2 separate regions of the Homo sapiens genome follow, and region 1 is linked to region 2. The links are chromatin contacts, found by Hi-C or POLR2A ChIA-PET in ENCODE. All regions are on one chromosome and are shown on one strand. The core of a region is the stretch at or near the end of the contact, and the rest is flanking DNA. Distances in the headings are between cores, read along the strand shown.

Region 1 (2,700 bases), core at 136-2,635, 2.8 Mb after region 2:
TCGTGCTTGCTTATTTTATGGGAGACAATGGAAGAAACAGAGAGAAGCAGATGTTAGGCAAGAACTACCTAATGGTAATGGCCATCTTCGTCCTGTTGTCATACCTGTTGGATACAGATTTTTCTCCAGTTCAAAGAGGATGGGGTTACCACCACTCACGTACACAGTCACTGCATCCCCTTTGTGAGCATACAACTTCACAATGTTGAGCTCCTCCTTTCCAGGTACTAACTCAGAGACTTGATCAGTTCCAAGGGTGGGGAAAGCAGTTGTCACATCAGCTCGAAGCTTTCTCCTGTGGAAAGCACACCAGCACTGTGAATGCTGCCTGGACAGACTTTTAATAAATATCAAGAACGAACTCAAAAGTGCTCACTATAAAATCACAAGGGCCAAAGAAAGATTGCCTGGTTTATGATGTCCTAGTCTCACACACACTCTTCTGAAACATCCTAAACTCTTTTTCATCCATTGTCATCTATTTTCACTCATTCCTGGGGTATGCCTTCCCATTTTATGGGTGGGAAAACAGGCCCAGTGAACAATCCAAGTTAGCCTGACACAGGAAACAGCCCTGCCTTCCTGACTTCATGCCTAGCCCTTGGGCCCACTCCTTTCTCATACATGCTTCGCAAATATGCCAGTTTATGATTAAATAACTATGCCATGAGACCTATAGACAACTATAAAGCACTGGTTACAAAATTCCAAACACAATCTCCATTTGTGACCCTGTCTGAACAGATACAGTTCTTCTTACCACATGTGCCTTATTCCCTCCCACCTCAGTTTCCAGCTGTCTCTCCTGCCAGAATTAATCACTAGTCATTTTTTTCTCTTATACTTTTAATTCTTGGTATCCCATCCGATCTCTCCCAAGGGGCATTAAGCTCTTTGGAGGGCAAGAATTCTGTATTCCTTCACTTCTGCATTCTCCACAACACCTTAAATAGTCTGCAGTCAGTAAACTCTGACTTAACTACGTTTTCTTTTAAACTCACTAGACTATCCAAAAGAGAGCCAGGTCCCCCTCCATCCTCACCTCAAAATGTGTCTAACCCACCCTTGCCTCCTGGGGTCCCTTCCCTGGCATACCCCTCGGCCTCCACCCGAGGATGTCGGCCAAGAATAGCGAGGGCTATGGGCCAGCGGGGCCCAAGAGGTGTCTGGTTGTTCCGTGGCAGAGCAGGCCCCTTTCCTCCCTCACCTGTCCGACCCCTTGATGGCCGTGTTGGACTTGACCCGAAAGGCCTTGGCAAACATGTCTGCTGGGGTGGCCTGGGGAAGAGAGCACAGAAGCCAGGGAATGTCAAGAAAGCGAGGGCGCAGCAGCTGCCAGGCCCTCAGCCGTGGGGGCAGCCATGCTGGGGCCCGGCCGCGAAAAGGGCCCGGCTGGAAACCAGGGCCGCGCAGCTTCGTGGCCGTTGCCGCTGGGGAGGCCGCGGCCGCCCCCAGTGGCGGTACCTGGAACTAAAGCAGGGCAGGGAGGGGCAGGGCCCAGGGAACGCCCCTCCCCCCCACCTTCCCATCCCCTCGCGGGCCTGGCTCTGCGCCTGCGCGAGCGGCTCGGGTTCCCCGTCCGTAGCGACTCGGCCACGCCAATAGCTGTTCTGTTTATTTCCTTCCACCCCATCAACCTTAGGAACTGCTTTGAGTAGAAGCTCTCTGCAAGCTCCCATTCCATTCGGTTCGGTTCAATTCCGCAAAAATAATTGAACTGATAAACAGTTCAGGCTTCGGCCGGGCGCGGTGGCCCAAGCCTGTTATCCCAGACTTTGGGAGGCCGAGGCGGGCGGACCGCTTAAGCCCAGAAGTTCGAGACCAGCCTGGGCAACATGGCGAAACCCCATCTCCATAAAAAATACAAAATAAAAAAAAAAAAAAAAAAAAAAAAAAAGAAAGAAAGAAAGAAAGAAAAAGAATTGGGAGGCCGAGGTGGGCGGATCACCTGAGGTCGGGAGTTCGAGACCAGCCTGATCAACATGGAGAAACCCTGTCTGTACTAAAAATACAAAATTAGCCGGGCATGGTGGAGCATGCCTGTAATCCCAGCTACTCGGGAGGCTGAGGCAGGAGAATTGCTTGAACCCGGGAGGCAGAGGTTGTGGTGAGCCGAGATTGCACAATTGCACTCCAGCCTGGGCAACAAGAGTGAAAGTCCGTCTCAAAAAAAAAAAAAAAAGAAAAGAAAAAAGAAAAATTCAGCCGGGTGTGGTGGCGCATGCCTGGGGAGGCTAAGGCGGTAGGATCGCTTGAGCCCAGGAGGCAGAGGTTGCCGTGAGCCGAGATTGTGCCACTGCACCCCACCTTGGACAACAGAGTAAGACTCCGTATCAAAAAAATCAAACAAACAAACAAAAAAACCTCGAGGGCTTTTTGAATATTTTTCTTTATTTTATTTTATTTTGTTTACTTGGAGACAGGGTCTCGCTGTGTCACCCAGGCTGGAGTGCAGTGGCGCAATCTCAGCTCAATGCAGCCTCCACCTCCCGGGCTCAAGCGATCCATCCGCTTCAGCCTCCCGAGTAGCTGGGACTACAGGCGGGCACCACCACACCAGGCTAATTTTTGTATTTTTTGTAGAGACAGGATCTCACCTTGTTGCCCAGGCTGGTCTCAAACTCCTGAGGTCAAGAGATCTGTCCGCCTCGGCCTCCCAAAGTGGTGGGATTACAGGACAGGTGTGAACCACCAAGTCGG
Region 2 (2,700 bases), core at 61-2,560:
TATTATCCCCATTAAACAGAAGCCCTCAGAAAAGCTAATTTTGATTCTGCCATTTGCCCTAATCCGTGTTCCCTTAGGCAAGTCCTTTCAAAAGTCTAAACTTCAGTTTCCTCCTCTATAACATGTGTATGCCAATTAAGTGAAATCTCTGCCAGGCCACAAGCCATGACACAATGGAAAGGTAGGTGGACTTTGGGGTCAGGCACACCTACAAATTCCAGCTGCTCCACTTAGTAGCTGTGTTATCCAGGGAAGGACATGTTCTGACACTGGCTGACGCCTAACTGTGTGCACACATAGACAATTATTTCATTGAATCTTTAAGCCCCTGAGTAAAGTTAATCTTTACTATAATCTCCGTTTTGGAAACTAAGCCAAGACATGGCGAGGCTGAGTAATTTATCCTTGGTCACCAACTCTAAAAGAGCTGGATTTGCGCCCAGCATGTGGATTTCAGCGTCTTCCTGGTAAATCGCCACCCTCAGTTGCCACCTGAACAGTAACTCTCCACGAAATGGATGAGAATTGAATCCGTAACTGGAGGGAACCAGGCGTCTGGCTTTGGAATGCAGACCGCCTCTGGCCGACTGCCAGAGGTGGGAGGCCTGAAGTTTGGGCTCCTTGCCGCCCTACCCTTTCCACCACAACGCTGCTATCAAGCCTAAACTCCAGCAAAATAGGCTTTAGGAAAGGCACGAAATTAACTCATTTTACACATAGAGATACACACTGGGACGATTTTGGCTTTTCAAGCTAACTCAGAAAATGGAGATACAGGCCGGGCGCGGTGGCTTACGCCTGTAATCCCAGCACTTTGGGAGGCCGAGGCGGGCGGATCATGAGGTCAGGAGATCGAGACCATCCTGGCCAACATGGTGAAACCCCGTCTCTACTAAAAACACAAAAAATTAGTCGGACGTGGTGGCAGGCGCCTGTAGTCCCAGCTACTCGGGAGGCTGAGGCAGGAGAATCGCTTGAACCCTGGAGGCTGAGGTTGCAGTGAGCTGAAATCGCGCCACTGCACTCCAGCCTGGGCGACAGAGCGAGACTTCGCCTCAAAAAAAAAAAAAGAAAAGAAATTGGAGACAGGACGGCACTCCTCCTACCACGGCCACTATACAACCGAAGGCACCTCCTCCCGCCTCCCTCCAGGTGGCGCTGTAGGACCGGCCCACCTTCCACAGCGCAGACGCCTCAGTTTGGCCTCCCTCGGAGGCCATGCAGCGAAGAAACGTGACTTCATGGCTAGAGGGGCATTTCCCAGGAGCCGCCCATGCCGCCGCGTGACCTTCACACTTCCGCTTCCGGTTCTTTATTCCGGAAGTTGCTCTCAGAGGCAGCGTGCGGGTGTGCTCTTTGTGAAATTCCACCATGGCGTACCGTGGCCAGGGTCAGAAAGTGCAGAAGGTTATGGTGCAGCCCATCGTATCCTACGCAGGATGTCAGGACTAGGAGGTTCGGGTCAGAATACGGGGTGCGAAGGCGCAGGCTGAGGGCAGGCCTGGGATAGTGGAGTACGGATCCACATCCCATGAGCCCCCGGGGCTACCAAGACTGGAAGAAAGCGCGGGTAGTTGAACCGTGATGGTGGGGAGGTGGTCTTGGGGGGACCCCTGCCGTGGGGAATGCAGGAATGGACGCGGCAAAAGGAGGGAAGAGAACTTCAGGTGCGGAGTGAAAACGGGAGTTAACGGTTTTGGGAAACTCCAGGGGGATGAAAGTGGAATGGATGTTCTTTAGTCTTTAGAAGACCCGTAACGAATGCCCAGCTGGGCACTTGTTGTTTGCGTAAGCACCAGACCTCGCGTTTAGTAAACAAAGGTGAGACGGGAATAGCGTCGTCCGGTTGTTTCAGGAAGCAGAGTCTATGCTGCTTTTGTATTTTTTCCTTAGCCACTGTGGTGCAGAACCTCATCTTCAGATACTTACAAAATGTACGTAAGTTGCTTGTTTCGTAACTACTTTTTAAATAAGAGGTGAACTGATTTAGTTTTTTGTGTTAACCTGAGCGATCGCTGTGTTCTAGAATTTAAAAATAGATGTAACTGGAGATTGGAGGGTAATTGAGGGGAAGGAGTACTTAGAAAGCACTAATGTGATGAAGTGGTGTGTATCCATGCCACTTCCCAACATGCAAAGAATTGTATCCATTACTTTGCAAGATCAAAAATACTTTTTAATTCCAAAAAGTATTATTAGCAGACTTGACCATGGTATTTGGGCATCAGTAGTTTTGTTAGTAGTGATTATGGCTAGAACATTGGAACCTCTCCCCTTTAGGATGAAACATTGGAAGAAAAACCCAGCCAACTTAAACCATGTCAAGAGGTGGTGTGTTTAATACCTGTGGGAAAACTTAAAGACGAAAAAAGGAAGAGAGAAGGGGTAGCTTCAGAGGAGTTTAGTGGCAGCTGCTTTCCTTTGAGGGAAATTTTAGCAACTTAAATTTTATAGTGTGATAACACAACTGAAAAACATTAATTTCAGGTGATAATAATTCTTAACCACCTGAATTGAGGGCTCCTGTCCTAGTTGTTAGGTGTGTGACATGAGAAGGCTTTGTTTTGGAACTGGATTTTGCTGCAGGAGATAAGCCCTTGGTCATTAGAAATTACTGCTTTGTGCTATGCTGTCAAAAACTTTCACTCTTAATAGATTGAGACCAGAAGCAGTAAGAAATATTGAGTCCCAAAATCACAG

The links. Hi-C counts contacts between places; a loop is a spot of excess contacts on that map. ChIA-PET counts read pairs that join two places held with the same protein, here RNA polymerase II (POLR2A). Pooled maps may share reads with other maps.
Region 1: a loop to region 2 is called in a map of naive thymus-derived CD4-positive, alpha-beta T cell, with 12 times the contacts of the local background. The contact joins the promoter of EIF2D here to the promoter of SNRPE in region 2. A Hi-C loop is called at or near these places in 1 of 168 maps with a recorded cell type or tissue (naive thymus-derived CD4-positive, alpha-beta T cell) and 4 of 50 pooled maps. POLR2A ChIA-PET finds 5 or more read pairs at or near these places in 1 of 52 experiments (RWPE1).

The regions. Positions count from the first base shown.
Region 1 is chr1:206,611,080-206,613,779 of GRCh38, forward strand. It overlaps EIF2D (eukaryotic translation initiation factor 2D), which reads right to left and starts at 1,386. Exons shown (of 15, transcript NM_006893.3): 1 at 1,208-1,386; 2 at 105-295. The coding sequence starts at 1,263. RefSeq lists an enhancer at 1,079-1,148 and a silencer at 1,439-1,648.
Region 2 is chr1:203,860,289-203,862,988 of GRCh38, forward strand. SNRPE (small nuclear ribonucleoprotein polypeptide E) reads left to right here and starts at 1,311. Exons shown (of 5, transcript NM_003094.4): 1 at 1,311-1,425; 2 at 1,908-1,934. The coding sequence starts at 1,372. RefSeq lists enhancers at 1,093-1,387, 1,196-1,455, 1,841-2,416.